Regions from separate parts of the Homo sapiens genome. Here region 2 is linked to region 1. The links are chromatin loops, found by intact Hi-C in ENCODE. Cell type or tissue: PC-9. All regions are shown on one strand. Each heading gives the region's core, and the rest is flanking DNA. Links, peaks and the distances in the headings are about the cores only.

Region 1 (2,500 bases), core at 1-2,500:
GATGGTCTCCATCTCCTGACCTCGTGATCTGCCCGCCTAGGCCTCCCAAAGTGCTAGGATTACAGGTGTGAGCCACCGCACCCAGCCTATTTCTATTATTATTATTACATACTCACCATAATGTAGAATCTGTGGGAGCCCTGAGCTTGTTTTCCTGCAACTAGGAGGTCCCATCTGAGGGTGATGTAATGGGAGATGGTGGACAGATCATCAGGCATTAGATTCTCATAAGGAGTGCACAATCTACATCCCTCGCGTGCGCAGTTCACAACAGGGTTTGCGCCCCTATGAGAATCTAATGCCGCCACTCATGTGACGGGGGCAGAGCTCAGGCAGTAATGCTCACTCGCCGCTGCTGGCCTCCTTCTGCACAGCCTGGTTCCCAACAGGCCGCGGACCAGTACCAGTCTGGGGGTTGGGGACCCCTGTTCTATATTATTTTAACGTTTATTAGTAACAATTAAGTTTAGAAGAACTAAAATTTTATCCTTGAAAACATTAAAATTTAAGTTTTACATTCATGGCTTAATTTAGGTGAACATATTACTAACTAAGGACATGGAATCACGAAAGTGCTTGGATCCTAATCTATTTATTGACTTTCTTTGGCATAAGATCAAAAAAAGTATTAGGAAAAAAACAAAAGTTTCAGAGGTGTTAAAAAAATCAAAGTATACATTTCAGCATAGTGAATGCGCATGTAATGTGTGCAATGTGATCTAAGTAACCGGAAGGTTTCTACTTACAATTTTCTCTAACATTTAAGATGTGGGTACCATACGTTTTTTGGGGGAAGTGAGAACATGACAACTGCTATTGTCTTAATTACTTGTTCTAACATGTCTTTTGTGAGCACAGAGTTGAACAGAAATGCCTAATAATGCCTCGTGTTCAAACATTGTAGACCTAGTACGTGCTAATGCAGCTCAGTCAAGTTACAAAGTTTTTAAAAGAATTTAAAAATAATTGTAATAATGACTGTGAGTGGTAGCTCACACCTGTAATCCTAGCACTTTGGGAGGCCAAGGCAGGAGGATTGCTTGAGACTAGGAGTTTGATACCAGCATGGGCAACGTGGCAAGTCCCCATTTCTACAAAAATTCAAAAATTAGTTGGACATGGTGGTACATCCCTGTAGTCCCAGCTACTTGGGTGGCTGAGGTGAGAGGATGGCTTGAGCCTGGGAACTCCAGGCAGCAGTGAGCTATGATTATGCCACCACATTCCAGCCTGGGAAACAAAGTGAGATCCCATCTCTTAAAAAAAATAAATTTTAAAAATTTTAAAAAGAAAAAAACAAAACAAAACAAAACAAAAAACAACATCACTGGCACTGTTCTCCACTCAGAAAACTAAATTCATTTTGGCCACTTGTCAGAATAGGGAGGAAGACAAAGAAGAGAAAGGGGCAAGTAAAAAGAGGAAGAGAAAGTGGTACTGACCAGTTCTTTTTCCACAACCCTCTGGGCAAATAGAACTGCTTCACTTAAACCACCTTCTTGCCTGGCCTGTCAAAAGCATACCTGACTTTGTGCCAATTGTACAGCCGACTCGTGGAGATGACTCATGGAGCCCAGCAGTGGGGAAACAAGAAGGAATCTGTGCTCATACCTAGAGACTGTTTCATGTTCTTAAATCCCCTGAAGGGAAAGGGGAAAGCTAAGTGTGTAGGAGAATAATTTTCATTACTTGGAACTGAGGGAAAGATAAGATGTGATGTAAGAAAGGAAATGGTTAAAAACGACAGTACATCTGTGAAAACTATAGTTTTCATTTAAATTATCAAGTAAGATCTCGTAAAAGCCAGATCAATAACTTACTGATCAGATTATTAGTTCTAGTTGTTACCTGTGTCAGTGTCAAAACTGACGGTGGCATGGAAGCGCTTGCCATGTTTCAAGATATCCAGAGTCAGGAGAACTTCCGGGCTCTCCCGTTTCTCCTGGATGCGGTATAACGCACGTTCCAAGTTTAGCCAAAAACTAATTTCCTGTAAGGCAGTTCCTGATGCAGGATCTCGATCCAGTTTGGTCACCTTTGAAAATAAAATAACACCCAAGGGTATTCACTATTTAAACAAGGTAGAATAGATATCGTTAACAAAACACATGCATTACAACTCAATTTTTATATTTCAAGTAGATTTCCTTCCCTGTAAATCAAAAGTGGCTTGATTTGAAATCAAAGGTATACGACTGCTGAGATTAATGCTCTATCAGGGTGACTACTCAAGCAATCTCACACTGTCCCCTGACCATTCCACCCAGACCAAGGCTAGTCCTGCACTGGACAGTCCCAGGACCAAGAGGCGGCACCACTAACAAGTTATCACATAATTTACCTCACTTACAAAATCCAGATCAGTTTTCCCAAAGATATTAAAGAGTAACATATTTTACATAACTTTCAATCCTGTGCTCTTACTTTTTGAATTTCTCGGATCCAGCGGTTAACTCCAGATTGTAACTGATTAAGAAATGTTGGGTCTTCAACCTTATCA
Region 2 (7,128 bases), core at 1,925-4,424, 830 kb before region 1:
CCAGTGTCTTGTGAACACTGCAAACACTTCTGAAGAACTACTTTATAAGTTCAGGAGAGCACATCTCAGAAAAAAATGGAATACTTATTTCAATTTCTCACAATTAACTCTAATTTATGACATTGACATTCTCCTACTTAAAAGCTTCTGATGGTCCACCACTCCAGAACTAAGCTTCAACTTGTAAAAGGGGCCATGATCACTGTCCTCACCACACACTGAGGTCACCCTATGTTCCCACCAGAGCCGACTGCACTGGGTGTGATGAACAGTATCTATACTCTCTCTCCCACTGCACCGCCCCATCCTCACCCAAATCCCCTCAAGATCAAAATTCTTTATCTTGTAAAACTCCTGCTCAAACATTACAGTTGTAGGGGGGAGGGGGTTGTTTGTTTTTTGGTAAAGCATTCTTGACCCTTTAAGCCAAGAGTTGGCAAACTTTTTTCCCATAAAGAGCCAGACAGTAACTATTTTATGTTTCATGGGTCACATATTCTTCTTTGCTTATTTTTACAATCCTTTAAACACATAAAAACTATTCTTAGACCCATAGTTTGCCAATCTGTTTTAGATACTACTGCCATGCCGTGCTCCAACGTTTTTGGTAATGCATGGATGGAGTATGTTTCATCAGTTTAACTTCAATCAGATGAACTTTCAAAAGCCAAACTGAGGTTTCCCTTTAAAGATCTGTTCTTGCCTACATGGTCTTTAAAAGTCTATGCTGTGGGCCAAGCGCGGTGGCTCATGCCTGTAATCCCAGCACTTTAGGAGGCCGAGGCGGGCAGATCACGAGGTCAGGAGATTGAGACCATCCTGGCTAACATGGTGAAACCCCATCTCTACTAAAAATACAAAAAATTAGCCGGGTGTGGTGGCGAGCGCCTGTGGTCCCAGCTACTCAGGAGACAGACAGGAGAATAGCATGAACCTGGGAGGCGGCGCTTGCAGTGAGCCGAGATTGCGCCCCTGAACTCCAGCCTGGGCAACAGAGCAAGACTCCGTCTCAAAAAAAAAAAAAAAAAAAAAGTCTATGCTGTGAAAGATTTTATTATAAAGCTTAAAAATAATCCTCATTTGGGATACATTCCATTTCCAGGAGACACAGAGCTTTAAGAAAGTCACTCTAGGCCAGGCGCGGTGGCTCACGCCTGTAATCTCAGCACTTTGGGAGGCTGAAGCAGGCAGATCACCTGAGGTGAGGAGTTTCAGACCAGCCTGGCCAACTGGTGAAACCCCGTCTCTACTAAAAATACAAAAATTAGCCGGGTGCGGCCAGGCACAGTGGCTCATGCCTGTAATCCCAGCACTTTGAGAGGCCAAGGCAGGCAGATCACGAGGTCAGGAGATTAAGACCATCCTGGCTAACACAGTGAAACCCAGTCTTTACTAAAAATACAAAAAATTAGCCGCGTGTAGTGGCACGCACCTGTAGTCCCAGCTACTTGGGAGGCTGAGGCAGGAGAATCTCTCGAACCTGGGAGGCAGAAGCTGCAGTAAGCAGGGATCGCGCCACTGCACTCCAGCCTGGGTGACAGAGCGAGACGCCATCTCAAAATAAATAAATAAATAAATATTAGCTGGGTGTGATGGCGCGCACCTGTAATCCCAGCTGCTCGGGAGGCTGAGGCAGGAGAATCACTTGAACCCAAGAGGTGGAGGCTGCAGTGAGCTGAGATCGTGCCACTGCACTGCAGCCTGGGCAACAGCGTAAGACTGTCTTAAAAAAAAAAAAAGTCAATCTATCACCATGCTCAAGACAATCAAATTAAAACTACAACTAAAATTTTTCTAGAAACAGCCATTGGTCATTCGACTCAGAGGACATATTTTCCCCAAATACTGAAAATGTGCCTTTAATATTTACATTATGTCCTGTAAAATGCGTCTATAGCTAGGGTCCACCTTCTAGACCAATTTGGAAGTTTTTCTGTTCCAACAAATCCTCTTAAATAACTTCTCAGACATTTCCTTCCCTTGGAGGCTGCCTTGGAAGCCCTCTAGCACCTGACTAGTATGGTTCTTCTTTTCTTTTTTTTTTTTTTTGAGATGGAGTCTCGCTCTGTTGCCCAGGCTGGAGTGCAGTGGCACAATCTCGGCTCACTTCAACCTCTGCCTCCTGGGTTCAAGCAATTCTCCTGCCTCAGCCTCCTGAGTAGCTAAGATTACAGGCATGTGCCACCACACCCGGCTAATTTTTGTATTTGTAGTAAAGGTGGGGTTTCACCATCTTGGCCAGGCTAGTCTCAAACTCCTGACCTCAGGTGATTCGCCTGTCTCAGCCTCCCAAAGTGCTGGGATTACAGGTGTGAGCCACCGCACCTGGCCTAGTGTGTTCTTCTTTCACATCCATCTCCATTGCGAAACTTAGGAATGCTCCAGTATCAGCCTGTGGCAAACCAGGGACGTGGCCAAAGTGACTCTCTGTGCCCTCCCCTCCCACTTCCTGTCCATCCAAAACAACCGCCAAATAAATGCACAGTTATAAACACCTGGACCATGCATTCCATCCATGCATTCCTTCACCTCTAACAAAATAAAATTTCATTTCTTTCAGACGTGTCTTAAGGACTAGTGGAGCATAGAGGTATGCTGCCTCAACTTCCTTCCAGTACTGATTTGCATGTTGGAGTAATTATGCCAAGGCCATGGTGCTAGTTTTCCATTTCCTTTTTCGTAAAAAGGCCAACTAACTCACCATGCTCTACTTCAAAAGCTTACTAACAACATCACTATGCGCCTACCTTTCTGTGTGCCATAAAAACAGGGTGGAACATTTGCCAGCTGTAGGGATAAGAGAGCTCCCCTGGAGCTGTGGTCGCTGCCCTCATGCCTCACCACTAATGGCTTAGTTCTTTTAATACTCTGAAAGGTGAGGAAAAAATAACTGACAGAAAAATCCCCTACACAAAAACCCCAACTCTGCGGGAAGGAGGGCAGGTCCCTGTGAATCATCCACCCATCCTCCAAGTGAAAGGCAGCACAGGTGAGTGAGTTATCATCTAAAGATGGCCAAAGCAAGAGGACTGCTTGAGGCCAGGAGACCAAGACCGGCCTGGGCAGCATAGCAAGACCCCATCTCCACAAGAAAATAAACATGGCTAGTAGAAAGGGACACAGCCCTGTGGGGATGGCTGAGGAGGAAACTGTAGGACACAGGCAACAGGACTCCAGGTGCAGGCATGGAGAGACTGAGGCCCCAGGCCCCTGGAGAAAGGAGGACAAGGCAGCAGGCAGGACAGGCAGTGTCCAGGGGGAACAATGATGGCCTCCTGGGCAGGCAGGCTCCTGGGGCTGAAGCTGGGGCAGCAGGGAGACGCAAGACCTTATCAGGAGGAATGCAGGGTGCACTGAATGCAGTCAGAGGCCGTAAAGGGTTTTCAGGGAAGGGCAGGAGGCCACCTATGTTTAGATCTCTCTGACAGCAGCATGGAGAAAGGCCTGGAGAAAACTGGGGTGAAGTGGATAGACAAGTTGGGGCCACCGGCATCAGCAGAAGGCTTGCCTGGGCTGGGGACCAGGGACGTGGGAAAACAGGGTGCAGAAGTGAGCACCAACGACAGATTGTGAGAGAAGAGGGACCAAGAAATGCTCCCCAGTCTTCTAGCATCTGGATGGGGGTAGGGAGGAATCAAGAGCTTCACTAGAGACAGGTTAGGTGTCATTCAAGCAATAACACCCAGTGGCCCCAGTCATGCCCCATTCACTCACTCTCAAGGTTTGTGGACAAAACGCCTCCTTGTCCTGCAGGTCCGGGACAATGAGCCCCTCTGAGACCAGCTGTATGAAGCACTCCACTCTTGACCTCCCCCCAGCCCTGCCAGGCCCCCTCTATTCTTCTGGAATCAGCACATGGACTTCCCTGTCTTCAAGGTCTGCCTTAGAACACAGGCCTCATGACTACAGGGAGCTGCCCATATCATTTCCTGCCATGCCCTGGTACACAGGAGGGTGCCCGGCACATACCAAGGACTCAATAGCTGTTAAATAAATATGCAGGTCCGAAGCTGAAGCTCAAGGGGCAGCTTGGACTAAAGACATAAGTTTGGGGAACTTGGGAACCACAGCTGGAAAATTATTTTATTTTTCTAATGGTATCTACTCAAAAATTCCCATTCTGCTAACCAAAGTTTTGATGTAAATTATGGCATGTTGGGAAGGGTTTATCCAGACTGGCTTGATGGACTTCTGGGCACTCTAGCCTCCAAGTGCCCTCTGCTGTTTAATGACTAAAGAGACTGAATTTCTGTAGAAAGTACCTCACCTTATGAAAACATAAAATCTTAACAGTCATACATTCACTAGAAATCAAGAAGAGTATGGTGAATGAACAATTTCCAAGCCACGGTTTCTCAACCTTGGCGCAACTAACATTTTGAACCCGAAAACTCTTTGCTGTAGGGATATGCTGAGCACTGCAGGGTGTTCACAGCATCCCTCGTTCTACTTACCAATGCCAGTGGCATCCCCCACCCCACTTCTGAAGGTTTCCAGACACTGCAAAATGCCCCCTAGGGTACGAAACTGCACCCCACCCCCACCCCACCAACTCCATCTCTGGATGAGAACCACTGTCCCAGACCCAGTGGTCTTTCCATGTAACTACAACCAAGGAAACAGGAATCAAATTTAGTTAAGTTTGAAATGTTCACTTAAAAACAACTAGTCCAAATGACATCCTCTAGTGAAACTAAAAGTAAAACAGGTATGTACTCACACAAACCATCCCAGTGAGGTTTTGAACCATGACATCAAAACATGCTGACATTTCCTTTGAAGAGTCTGGGTCTAAATTGGACAATCTTCGGAAGGACTGCCTCACGCTCTAGCTGAGGGAATGCATGACTAACCTCTTCATTTCAACAGGACACAGGAAAACGTAGCCAGGTAGAGCATTCTTTCCCTATGTAAAACTGCATGGAATCACCGAGCTGGCTGCAGGCAGGGGCTCCCTGGTGCCTCACTGCTCACCAGCAGGGAGGAGAACCCAACAGTAGTCTTGGGCAGCGATGACTCAGCCACAGCAGAAGCCACAGAGGGCTTGGAGTCCAGCGGTGAGTCTCTACGCAAGGGGGCTCCCAGCATCCTGCAATCCACTCACCGAGGGCAGTGAGGGTCTCATCTGGATATCTTCTTCCACTTGTCACTGTCTTTATGCACATCGCTCTCCACAGAAAAGTGAGTAATTCTTACACACTTTAAATCACTTGGGACATTTTTAGTATCAGATTCCCACATCAGTTTACCACAGAGTTTTTGAGGTTTTACCTTTTTCCTTCCCATCTAAGAAGAGCACACACTAGAAAAGAAGCATCCAGTGAATCTCCTGGCCTCCAAACTCCCCCATGATGGGAGTGGTGATGGGGTGTCCAGAGTAAAATGTCTGATAATGAGACCAAAACTAGTTGCTAATTATCTAAATTATCTAAACCAAAGGGTACCAAATATGCATGGAGAACAAATACTCCCTTAAGCACCAAAAGGAAAGAAAACTGAAGGCAAGTAATTAAGGCATTAAAGATGTGTCAATCACAATACAAATTCTTCTACGTCCAGGGAAGGTCAAAATCTTTCCTTGTGTTCCTCAAAATATGGTGGTATAGACAAGAACCACTGGCATTTTTTCTGTCCTGGAGGATCAATTTTGGTGCACAGAAAGATTTTTAGAAGTTTGTAATATTAGAACATATATATTACATATCATACAGCAGAACTCAAAATTCATATGAATTTTAGAAAAAAAGGACCACAAAAACCAGGTATCAAGAACAGGGTTAGGTGTGATGTCTCATGCCTGTAGTCCCAGCACTTTGGGATGCTGGGGCAGGATGATTACTTGAGGCCAGGAGTTCAAGACCAGCCTGGGCGATATAGCAAAACCCTGTCGCTACAAAAAATACAAAAATTATCCAGTGTGGTGGCTTGCACCTGTAGTTCCAGCTACTTGGGAGGCTGAGGTGGGAGGATCACTTGAGCCCAGGAGGTTGATGCTCCTGTGAGCTGAGATCATGCCATTACATTCCAGCCTGGGCAACAGAGTGAGACCCTGACTCAAAAAATAAAAAAAGAAAAGGCTGCTTTAGGATATTGCGTTCTTGGCCCTCTGAAAGGGTACAAGTCACACATCCACTGTCCTCTGTTGCTACGGCGGCCTCACAGTGGAAAGCTAGGGACATACTGATAATTTTCATCTGCTGTGCACCAAAAACGGCCCAATTATTTTCCTAGCCAAGGTCAGTCATGGAGCAAGGGAATCTGAAGAACGCTCCAGAGAACTGAAGATTGTAAGTCTCTACAGAGAAAAGGGAGTCTGCGTAGACACACACAAGTCAATCATATGACTCCTCTGAAGTTTTTTTTGTTTTTTTTTTTAAACAGTCTCACTCTGTCACTGAGGCTAGAATGCAGTGGCCCAATCATGGCTCACTGCAGTATGGACCTCCTGGGCTCAAAGAACCCTCACATCTCAGCCTGGAAGGATCCCTCTCGCCCCGCCTCCTGAGTAGCTGGGACCACAGGCGCACACTAACATGCCCAGCTAATTCTCTCTCAGACAGGGTATCAAACTCCTGGGCTCAAGCGACCCTCCGGCCTGAGCCTCTCAAAGTGCTGGGATTACAGGCGCCAGCCACTATATCCAGCCCAACTTTTTTAAGTCAATTTCATAGGGTCACCTCCTCAAAGCCAAGAATTATATATTTGCATGTTTTTATGGTACATGCAGCAGTCATCAGATGCTTGCAAGTGAAGGACAGATGGGCTGAGAGAAATCAGAAACCGTACAGAATTCTGTAAGCGAGCAGAGCCGGCCACCAGCTCCAGCTCTAAGCCCAGCCCCAACAAGATATTCCACTTCTGGCTGGGTGCAGGGTGCACACCCAGCTACTCAGGAGGCTGAAGCAGGAGGATCAGTTGAGCCCAGGAGCTTGAGTCCAGCCAAAGCAACAGAGCGAGACCCTGTCTCTTAAAAAAAAAAAAAAAATTATACTTCTGGCCAACTTAACCTCCATTATAGTCCTAGATAACTAAAACTGCTAAATTTTACTGAGCTTACCTATGCTAAATGCTTTCCATCTCACACTCCAGGGGGTAAGTACCATTATCCTTATTTCTAGGTAAAAGAAC

What was found. A loop is a pair of places that touch in the nucleus more often than their neighbours do. Peaks named below come from ENCODE experiments on the same cell type or tissue, not always from the same donor. Only the 100,000 strongest peaks of a DNase experiment are listed, where the experiment ranks them.
Region 2: a loop joins it to region 1, with 12 times the contacts of the local background. A loop is called at or near these places in 1 of 110 quality-filtered maps.

Annotation. Positions count from the first base shown.
Region 1 is chr14:101,979,899-101,982,398 of GRCh38, reverse strand. It overlaps DYNC1H1 (dynein cytoplasmic 1 heavy chain 1), which reads right to left. Exons shown (of 78, transcript NM_001376.5): 4 at 2,425-2,500; 5 at 1,849-2,035. Among named protein-coding and RNA genes, the nearest start is that of DYNC1H1, 17 kb to the right of the region's middle. RefSeq lists an enhancer at 1,290-1,339. In PC-9, for the core only: no CTCF peak of the experiment used is centred there; DNase peaks (open chromatin) are centred at 1,548 and 1,998; H3K4me3 peaks cover 723 bases; H3K27ac peaks cover 2,280 bases.
Region 2 is chr14:102,803,434-102,810,561 of GRCh38, reverse strand. All of the region lies in intron 1 of TRAF3 (TNF receptor associated factor 3), which reads right to left. Among named protein-coding and RNA genes, the nearest start is that of TRAF3, 30 kb to the right of the region's middle. RefSeq lists a silencer at 719-878 and an enhancer at 4,772-4,861. In PC-9, for the core only: no CTCF peak of the experiment used is centred there; no DNase peak of the experiment used is centred there.